2 separate regions of the Homo sapiens genome follow, and region 2 is linked to region 1. A link is a loop called in an ENCODE intact Hi-C map of the cell type or tissue named here. Cell type or tissue: CD4-positive, alpha-beta T cell. All regions are shown on one strand.

Region 1 (5,000 bases):
AGGCTTGGGGCTTGCATCCTCTGAAGCCATGGACTGAGCTGTACCTTGGCTCCTTTTAGTCACAGCTGGAGCAGCTGGGATGCAGGGCATCAAGTCCCTAGACTGCACACAGCAGAGGGACCCTGGGCCTGGCCCAAGAAACCACTTTTACCTTTTAGGCTTCCAGGCCTGTGATGGAAGGAGCTGCCGTGAAAACCTCTAACATGCCCTGGAGACATTTTTCCCATTGTCTTGGGGATTAACATTCAGCTCCTCATTACATATGCAAATTTCTGCAGCCAGCTTGAATTTCTCCTCAGAAAATGGGATTTTCCTTTCTATCACATTGTCAGGCTGCAAATTTTCTGAACTTTTATACTGTTTCCCTTTTAAAACTGTATGCCTTTAACAGCACTCAAGTCACCTCTTGAGTGCTTTGCTGCTTAGAAATTTCTTCTGCCAGATACCTAAATCATCTCTCTTAAGTTCAAAGTTCCAAAAATCTCTAGAGCAGGGGCAAAATGCCACCAGTCTCTTTGCTAAAACAAGAGTCACCTTTGCTCCAGTTCCCAACAAGTTCTTCATCTCCATCAGAGACCATATTAACCTGGATTTCATTGTCCATGTCATTATCAGCATTTTGCACAAAGCCATTCAACAAGTCTCTAGGAAGTTCCAAACTTTCCCACATTTTTCTGTCTTATTCTGAGCCCTCCAAACTGTTCCAACCTCTGCGTGTTACCCAGTTCCAAAGTCACTTTCACATTTTTGGGTATCTTTTCAGCAGCGCCCACTCTACTGGTACCAATTTACTGTAGGAGTCCATTGTCCTGCTGCTGATAAAGACATACCCAAGACCGGGCACAGTCGTGGTGGAAGGCAAAAGTCACATCTCACCTGGTGGCAGACAAGAGAATAGAATGAGAGGCAAGCAAAAGATTTCCCCTTATAAAACCATTAGATATCATGATACTCATTCAGTACCATGAGAACAGTATAGAGGAAACTGCTCCCATTAATCAATTACCTCCCACTTGGTCCCTCCCACAACATAAGGGAATTAGGGGAGCTAGCATTCAAGATGATATTTGGGTGGGGACACAGCCAAACCATATCAAAATATAAATGGATTAAGTGTCCCAAATGAAAAACAAAGATTATCATACTGGATAATATTACAAACCTATCTATATTCTGCTTACAAGAGACACACTGTAAAATATTAGAATGAAATGTTGAAATTAAAATAATAGAAAAATGATATACCATAAAAATTTTAACCAAAAAAAACTGGTACAGGTATATTAATATTAGAAACTAGGCTTTGAAACAGAGAGCATTTTTTAAAGATAAAGAGGCTATATATGCCGAACATGATGGAACACTATAGAGCAATTAAAATGGAAGAACTGTAGCTCATCACAACATAGATGAATCTCTCAAACATAATGATGTACGAAAGAAACCAAATGCTAAAGAATACATACTGTGTGGTTCCATTCGTATAAAGATTAAAAGCTGCCAAAATGGCACAAGAAGTCAGAATAATGTGTTCCGGGATTTTGTGCAGGGTCTTTAGTTGTAGCTGACTTCTTGTCTTTAGTTTCTCAGAGGAGTATGTTACCAAGTATTTCTGGTGTTGAAGCTTTGGTATGTGATTCAGTAGGTGGCACTGATAGTTTATTGAGCTGAACACATAATTTATTCATTTTCTGGATTGACATATTTAATTCTAATTTTTTCCATTTTAAAAATAGGAATATAAAAAAGCAGGTCTTTATTTTGTTTATTATGCTTCCACAGTGGAAAGTAGGAGTTGGTAAAAATTATTTTGAGTTGACAAAGTGTGATGATGATATGTAGCACCTGCTGTGATAATCTTAGAAACCTATTAGTAAATGAGCATATTACGGACATCTAAGTTAGATGTTTAGGAAGTGCCTCTTTCATCAACATCACAAATCACTATCAGATAGTGTTACTTTTCTAATTATATTATTGGCTTCTGATATATATTAATATAAGTTGCTTCACCTCAATATGACAATTGAATGATTTATGAAATTATTGAGATTTTATTAATAAATATATATCTCCAAGTAATATCTCTCCAAGGTCATAATTTTGTCAACATACATAATCAGGCATTTCTTATATTTCTGCTTGTAATAATCATACATTGGGACAAAATGAAAAGGAAACAAGCCTTGAGTTCTATACAGACTCTAGTACAAGGAAGAAACAGTAACAATCTCCAACCACTCGGTGATGATAAGGATGTCTTGATGTCTTGATTCCTACTGCTGGTAAGCACATAAAGCAGATAAATTCATGATAAATAAGGTTCCCACTTCTAATGAGTTTCTTGTGGGAGGAAGAAAGCAGTGAGAAACAATCCTTTATTTTTGATGTAACTCTAGAAGAGGAATCTGTGAGAAACAGAATTTCTATAAGTAGATGAACTCTGGCCACAAGAGGGCGATACGAGGCTTGAAGCACACTGATTCCAAGGCTGTGAGATCTATGGCCACACAGTCAGTACTACAATAGAAATCACTAACATCACCTTAATCACTAGCTGCATCCATTCCAAATCCTGTGCAATGTTCTGCCCTTGTCCAAGAAGGATAAAAGGGGTACTCAGTGGCAGTTCTTTTTCCTGCTTCTTGATTGTACTTAATAATAGATTTCTTCCATGTTCTTAATAATAGAACAGATTTCTTCCAATTCAAACAGCCCATATATTAGGGAAAATTGAATAAGCTCTTTATTCCATCCTCAATTCTCCTAGTAAACTTCATTCTGTTCCTACCAGAATAACATGACAACAGAACTGTTCTAGAACCATTCCAGCCTTTTACGCCATTGAATGCTATCTATATTTATTAGGCTAATACTAATTAGTTGACTAATACTAGTCTAATAGTTAATACTAGTCTAATGCTATTAGACTAATACTAGTACTACTAGACTAATACTAAGACTAATATTCTGCTCTACATCTATATGAAAAATAAAATAAAGGGAGAATGAAAATGAAAGTTGGCAAGGTTCTGTAACAATTACATACATCTCTAAGAAGTACAACTATATTATGTCTGTAATAATATTTAATGGCAGCTTTTTATTTTATAAATTTATAAATGTTCTCTATAAAATACTTATTTAGGTTGGAATGGATTGACTTTTCAAAGTTAACTAGAAGTCAACAAAAAGGAAGTATATATAATGACAAGGTAGATGATGAAAACCCTTTGACCGCATATTTAACCACACATCTGAAGACACTTTAAGATAAAGCCATCAGCAAGAGTTGCCCATTTTCACTGCTATGGCAAAAAGAGGCTAATTGATGTCAATGGTTTATAACTTAGCCACAGATGCAAGATATTTTCCTTTTCACCTGAGCTATAGCATAAAATTTAATGACTTCTTCCTTTAGTGCCTTCATATAATACTACTACTTAATTGTTTACTTCTGGGGGAAGTTGGGTTACCGTAAGATATTTTATACATAAAATTTTATATTTTACATCTTAAAGTCACACTGAAAAACAAAGAAGTTAAAACTATCTAAGACTATTTTCTTAAGTCAGCATGTTGCCTGTGGTGGTTTGGAAAGTATGTCCACAAATTATTTGACTCTCCTCCCTTTAAGAGGTATAGCCTAATTCCCCTCCCCTTGAGTATAGGTTGGTTTTAATGACTAATTCCTAACAATTTGAATACACTGAAAGTAACAATATTCACTTCTAAGACTAGGTTATTACAAATCTACAGCTTTTACCCTTGGAATCTGCTTTCTTTGTCCCTGGGGGAAGCCATGTCATGAGCCTTATGGAGAGGCTGATGTGAAGAGGAACTGAAGCCTCCTGCCAACAGCCATAGCTGTCAGTCAAGCAGCTCCTCCAGACTCAGTTAAGACTCAGATGGCAACAGCCCTGGAAGATACCTTGACTGAAGCCACATGAGAAACCTTGAACCACAACTATCCACCTAAGCCTCTCTCATATTCCTGACCCGCAGAAACTATGAGACAATAAATATTTATTGTTTTCAGCTTATATATTTTAGATAATTTTTACACAGCAATAAATGAGGAACATATTGACATATGCTGAATTGGATGGACACATTTCACAGAAGCTTAAGCAAACAACAGACTGGGCCCCTCTTGTTTTTTCAGATGTTTAACAAAAAGATGTTACAAAAATAGACTACATGCTTTTTCTAGTACTACTGCTGTCGCTCTATGACTGTTCATGGCTAACAAAACAAAAGGTACAATTTAATTCGAAAGTTCTCTTAGCTTAACTTTATTTTTTTATCCATATAATAAATTAAGATTCTTCAAGGACTATGAGGGCAACAAATCCCACAGAGGAACACAGAGTTCACCTTCCTATCTAATAGACTGACAAAAATTTATGATTCTAGGTCATTTTAACAGCCCATGTGGGGAGACGGTACTGCCAGACATGGAGCATGATAGAACTGACGACTAGTGCTTATAAATCCTTTTGTTTTAAGAGTGGTTTTTAAATCATTTTTACTAGTTTTCATCTTTATTAGTTAAGATAATTGGTGTTTTTCCCATTTTACTGATAAAGAGCCTGGGAAAGAGGAATACTACATTCCTAAGCCAATCAAATATCATGAGAGTCTAAGTAGAAATCCATATCTCTTTAATTTAGATTAATAAGCATTTATTGAGTTTCCACAATATTCTAGACACTGTGCTAGGCACAGGAGGTACAAATAAAAATAAATATATCTCATTTTCTCCAGAAGCTTAAAATCTAGTAAATTTAAAAGCAAATGGTAAGAGCTATGATAGTAGCAATATATAAAGTACAGTGGAAGCAACGAGGAGGAGCACTTATCATATTCTCTTATGATCAGGGGATGATACCTGGGCTTCAGTTTCTAATGATGAATAAGGATACTTATTTTTCCTATTTCTTTTGTATGCCAAGGAACTCTAAATTACCTGTATCCTAATTCTCATTTGTTTATGAGAA
Region 2 (5,000 bases), 140 kb after region 1:
TGATTAAAGAACTGCAAAGTTCGGGAAGATGATTTTTCAAAAAAAAAAAAAAAAAAATAGGCGATTTCCTACTGGGTCTACAGAAATTCAGTCATCATATATGTTATAAAAAATGCCAATGCAGGTTTAAATCCAGGTAAATTCAAATACTTCCAGTTAAAAAATGTCAATACTTCCTTTTAGCTACTTGAGATTTCACAAGATCAGGAGATTCATACTTGCTTCTCTTAAACTTCTTAATTCACTCTAGATAACAGAAACAGAAAGTAAGTTCCACTCAACTCTGTTCTTCAGGGTCTTAACAGAAAGACAGAAAAATATCCACCAATCTTCACAAAAGTTTTTCAGCAAAGACCATGACGACTCCTCATTTTCTTGTGAAAATGGTTGCATGGGATGCTAGAAGTGAAACTTGCTTTTGCAACTGAAATGTGTATCATACTATTTGTCTTCGGTAGCCAGGACACTGAGTAGATGTAACGTTGCAGAGAATTTTGCATGAAGCCTTTTTATTGCTATTTTTTAGAAATCATTTTGGAGTTTTGAGAGGCTAGGCAGCAATCTATAAAGGTTGCTTATTAAATGATTTCCTCATCATCCTAAGAAATAATCATAAAAGAGTTTAAAAATTCCTTTTGGCCAGGCGCGGTGGCTCACGCCTGTAATCCCAACACTTTGGGAGGCCAAGGCGGGCAGATCATGAGGTCAGGAGATCGAGATCATCCTGGCTAACATGGTGAAACCCCGTCTCTACTAAAAAAAAAAAAAAAAAAAAAAATTAGCCAGGCGTGGTGGCAGGCGCCTGTAGTCCCAGCTACTCAGGAGGCTGAGGCAGGAGAATGGCGTGAACCCAGGAGGCGGAGCTTGCAGCGAGCCGAGATCGCCACTGCACTCCAGCCTGGGCGACAGAGCGAGACACCATCTCAAAAAAAAATTCCTTTCCCCTTAAAGCACTCAGAAGTCTTGCACCACTCCTCACCTCACCCTCCTTGGGAAACTGGAGAGGCTGAGCTGCCAGTCTGATCTGAGGAAAAGTATTGTGATGTGACTTGTAGCCTAGGCAGCATCACAATGTGCCCACCTGGGGAACCTGGAAATTGGGCAGTTTGGGGCTGGCAGTAATAGTCTTTATAATCATGAAAAATGGAAACATCTCCAGGTAGAGAATTAGTAACTTTTAAAATATTGTTGCTCTTTCCTCCCTCTTTGGATATAGACTTAAAGACACTCAACATCTCTTGGTATTTGTTTTAGGTTACTAAATGATTTTTCAAATGCATCTATGTTAGGAGTCTGGGATACAGCAAAACCTTATGTGAAACATTTCCAAGTGGCATAACTAGAATGTCTCCCTACTCAAAATGGGCTATACGGTATCTTTTTTTCTCAGTCAACATGGGCTGATGCATACCAATTCACCCTTAATGGTCCTGAAATATATTCACTGTAGAGAAATGAAGATCAAAAACATCGTATATGTGAAGATAATTAGGTATGAAACTCCAGATAAGCAAGACTGTTTATTTTTGTTTAGCACTCTAGGGGGAAAAAATGACATTTTCCAGCAGTTTAAAATACTGTGATGTTTTAAGATAGAAAGGGCGTGATAAGAGTGTGGGCTTTCAAGTCAAGCTGTCCGGGTTATACTCCTGGCTGTGCCACTTACTAGCAGCATGAGGCTAGGCAAGTGACATTAGCTGTATGTGCCTCAGACTCCCTATCTGTGAAATGGGAATAGTAAGATTACCTGTTATCCTGTTGTTACATGGATGAAATGAAATCATACATGTAAAATTTTTTTTTTTTTTTGAGATGGAGTCCCGCTCTGTCGCCCAGGCTGGAGTGCAGTGGCGCGATCTCGGCTCACTGCAAGCTCCGCCTCCTGGGTTCACGCCATTCTCCTGCCTCAGCCTCCCGAGTAGCTGGGACTACAGGCGCCCGCCAACACTCCTGGCTAATTTTTTTGTATTTTTAGTAGAGACGGGGTTTCACTGTGTTAGCCAGGATAGTCTCGATCTCCTGACCTTGCGATCCGCCCGCCTCGGCCTCCCAAAGTGCTGGGATTACAGGGGTGAGCCACCGCGCCTGGCCTACATGTGAAATCTTTAACATCATGCCTGACGTAGAGTAAATCCTCAGCAAATGTTAATCAGCTACCTTGTCTGTATCATTCAAATCACTGCAGCAAGTTGTCAGCCTACAACTTGCTTGTCATCTTACAAATGTGCAGACCTGGTTGCTCTTAAATCAATACTGTTATACTTTAAAGTCTCTGATAATTTTTCAATCAGAAAGTGTTTGTTTCAAAGCAAATGATCAGATATATTATTATAGAAGGTATAATTTTGAATTTTGGTTAAGCCAATAAAATGAACAATTAATATAAAATGGTATCAGATCAGATATAAATAGCTATTATCTGGAGCATTTTACAAGCTAAAGAATATTCGAGACACTTAAGAGATCAGAGATGTTTTCAGTCTCCTAAATGAGACCATAAGCTGTTTTCATGTTGTGGTTAAATGCTCCTCCTTTTGGTCACTGGAAGCAGTTCATCTTATCTGAACCCTAGTGTTTTCATTTTGGAAGCTATCAACGCAACTAACTCAGACACACACACACACACACACACACACACACATGCGCACACACACACACATTCTTTAATGTAACATGGTAATTCCTTTTCACTGAGAATTGATTTTTAAATAATTTTTCAAAATAAAATAGAATATAAAATATTGTCTCATCATTGTAATGAAATGTTATCATGCTGGACTTTAAATTAATGGTGTCTTTTCTTTGAAATTCCTTAATCAGAGTACATCACTTCTAATAGCTCTCTATTGAATCTTCCTCAGAAACAAGGATGGAAGGCTATCATAAATGCCACAAGAGAGGCTGGGCACAGTGGCTCACGCCTGTAATCCCAGCACTTTGGGAGGCTGAAGTGGGCAGATCACAAGGTCAGGAGATCAAGACCATCCTGGCTAACACAGTGAAATCCCGTCTCTACTAAAAATACAAAAAATTAGCCGGGCATGGTGGCATGTGCCTGTAGTCCCAGCTACTGGGAAGGCTGAGGCAAGAGAATTGCTTGAACCTAGGAGGCAGAGGTTACAGTGAGCCGAGATCGTGCCACTGCACTCCAGCCTGGGCAACAGAGCTAGACTCCATCTCAAAAAAAAAAGAAAAATGCCACAACAGGCCTAGAAAAGCATTCATAGGAGAGAATATTCATTAGGCCAGGAATGATTCAGAGAGGGAGGGTAGATAAGTATATCAAGTTATCCCATCAATTTCCACCTAGTAGAGAGGAAAAAGCTAGTCGTTGTAAAGAAATGTGGAGGGTCTGAAATTTTCTTATCCTTGGAAACTAAAATACTAGCCTGCTACACTTTCTGGGATGGTGGTATAAGACGTGAAAAGTCCTGGGTCAGAGACAAAAGAAAGTTTACTACTCACTTCAATAGCAGTATCCAAAGTATCAGCATTTTTATATCAGTTCCTGGAGACCCACTTCCCACAGGGAGATGCAAAGAGAGCGAGAAAGCACCTAACTCCACAGTGGATTGTGTTATAGGAGAGAAATCCTGAGCTAGGGAATATCAACCTTTTATGAGCAGTAAGTATGCTTCCCGTTTGCTTTGGAGAAAAACATTATCTTTATTATACTGGACAGTAAACATGTCTGGCTTTTGCTCCAGAGAAAGACATTATCTCTATCTTTCAAGGCTGTTCACTGTACAAATATCCTTGAACATTTATTTTGGAAGAAAGAGTACAAAAACACTAGAGACCCATAGAGAACTGTCTTCCAATAGTCACCAATAATAGACTATTCTATGTCATCTTTTTTGTGCTCAGAATATGTGCGTGTTCTATATCAGTTTCAGCTATTTCTGAAAGGATGTCATGGAACCCAGAGGCTAACAAGAGTATGTAACAGCCAGGGAACTATTCCTCAGTGTAACAGAACAAAGCTGCACTATTACCAATGAGAATGGATACTCTTTGTCCTATTAAAGATGTCAGGCACTCTATTATGACTGATGTTTGTAAGGAAAATAGCTGAAGAAAACATCTACCAAGAGGGCTTATCTTGACAGATATTCATTAAATGAGTTATAGAGCCCACAATTCCCTTCTCTTTCCAACAAGAAAAGTCTTATGAAGGCTCTGCAGTCTTTAACTCAAAAATAACAAAATATTCTATTCTAAGGAATTTTATTCTTTTGGAATGTTGATAGGTGTAATAAAGGAAATAGCTCCACGGCCAAGTGAAGTTAAAGAAATGCTAGGTTCAGCAAAGTTTAACAAGCATTTTTAATACAGGACTTATCAGAGCCCTAAGCATATTAATACGCATTGTGAATCTTCAAGGAAGATATACTACTTTCCAAACAATAGGAACCATAGATTCCTATTTCTCAGGATATCTCAAGGGGTAGAGTTCAATGGACAGCTGCTTAGAAATGCCTCATTAGAGGAACGGCTCTCTCAGTGGGATGGATGGTGGAAGACCAAGGTACTTCGGGAAGATACTGGCTGACTGGTCTGCCCTGCCTGTAGACAGAATTCCTGTAGATAGCAGCTAGCAGTGATGGATCACTTCCTGCTTCCTTGATTAAATGCTGGTGGTAATATCCATTACTGACTGAAATCTAAGGAGGATAAACATGTATAATTTTAATATCTATGTATAAAATTCTCACACCAAACAAGCCCTAAGAAGACATCTTTCCCAATCCTCTCATTTTCAAATGAGGACTGAGGATGTAAAGATATTAAGAGATTTCTCCCAAGTCACAAAGTTGGTCAATGAAAGAAATATGACTGGAATCCAGGTCTCATCAATTCCAGCTTATGTTCTTTTCACTAACAGCAAAAGTGCCATTAATACATCACTGATACTGAGAAGGGAAATCAGGCTTTGTTGTTGCTGATGTTGTTTCCTAAAGAGACAAAAATATGAGTGGATTCAGGAAACTAAGAAGCTC

Evidence for each region. Hi-C counts contacts between places; a loop is a spot of excess contacts. Peaks named below come from ENCODE experiments on the same cell type or tissue, not always from the same donor. Only the 100,000 strongest peaks of a DNase experiment are listed, where the experiment ranks them.
Region 2: a loop joins it to region 1, with 10 times the contacts of the local background. A loop is called at or near these places in 13 of 110 quality-filtered maps.

The regions. Positions count from the first base shown.
Region 1 is chr1:89,480,988-89,485,987 of GRCh38, forward strand. No RefSeq gene overlaps it. Among named protein-coding and RNA genes, the nearest start is that of LRRC8B, 41 kb to the right of the region's middle. In CD4-positive, alpha-beta T cell, CTCF peaks have their summits at 2,424 (motif pointing right) and 2,627; a DNase peak (open chromatin) is centred at 2,474.
Region 2 is chr1:89,620,542-89,625,541 of GRCh38, forward strand. It overlaps LRRC8C-DT (LRRC8C divergent transcript), which reads right to left. Exons shown (of 3, transcript NR_033981.1): 3 at 4,308-4,664. It also overlaps a transcript of LRRC8C not described here. Among named protein-coding and RNA genes, the nearest start is that of LRRC8C-DT, 9.9 kb to the right of the region's middle. RefSeq lists a silencer at 2,389-2,683. In CD4-positive, alpha-beta T cell, no CTCF peak of the experiment used is centred here; a DNase peak (open chromatin) is centred at 2,550; H3K4me3 peaks cover 450 bases.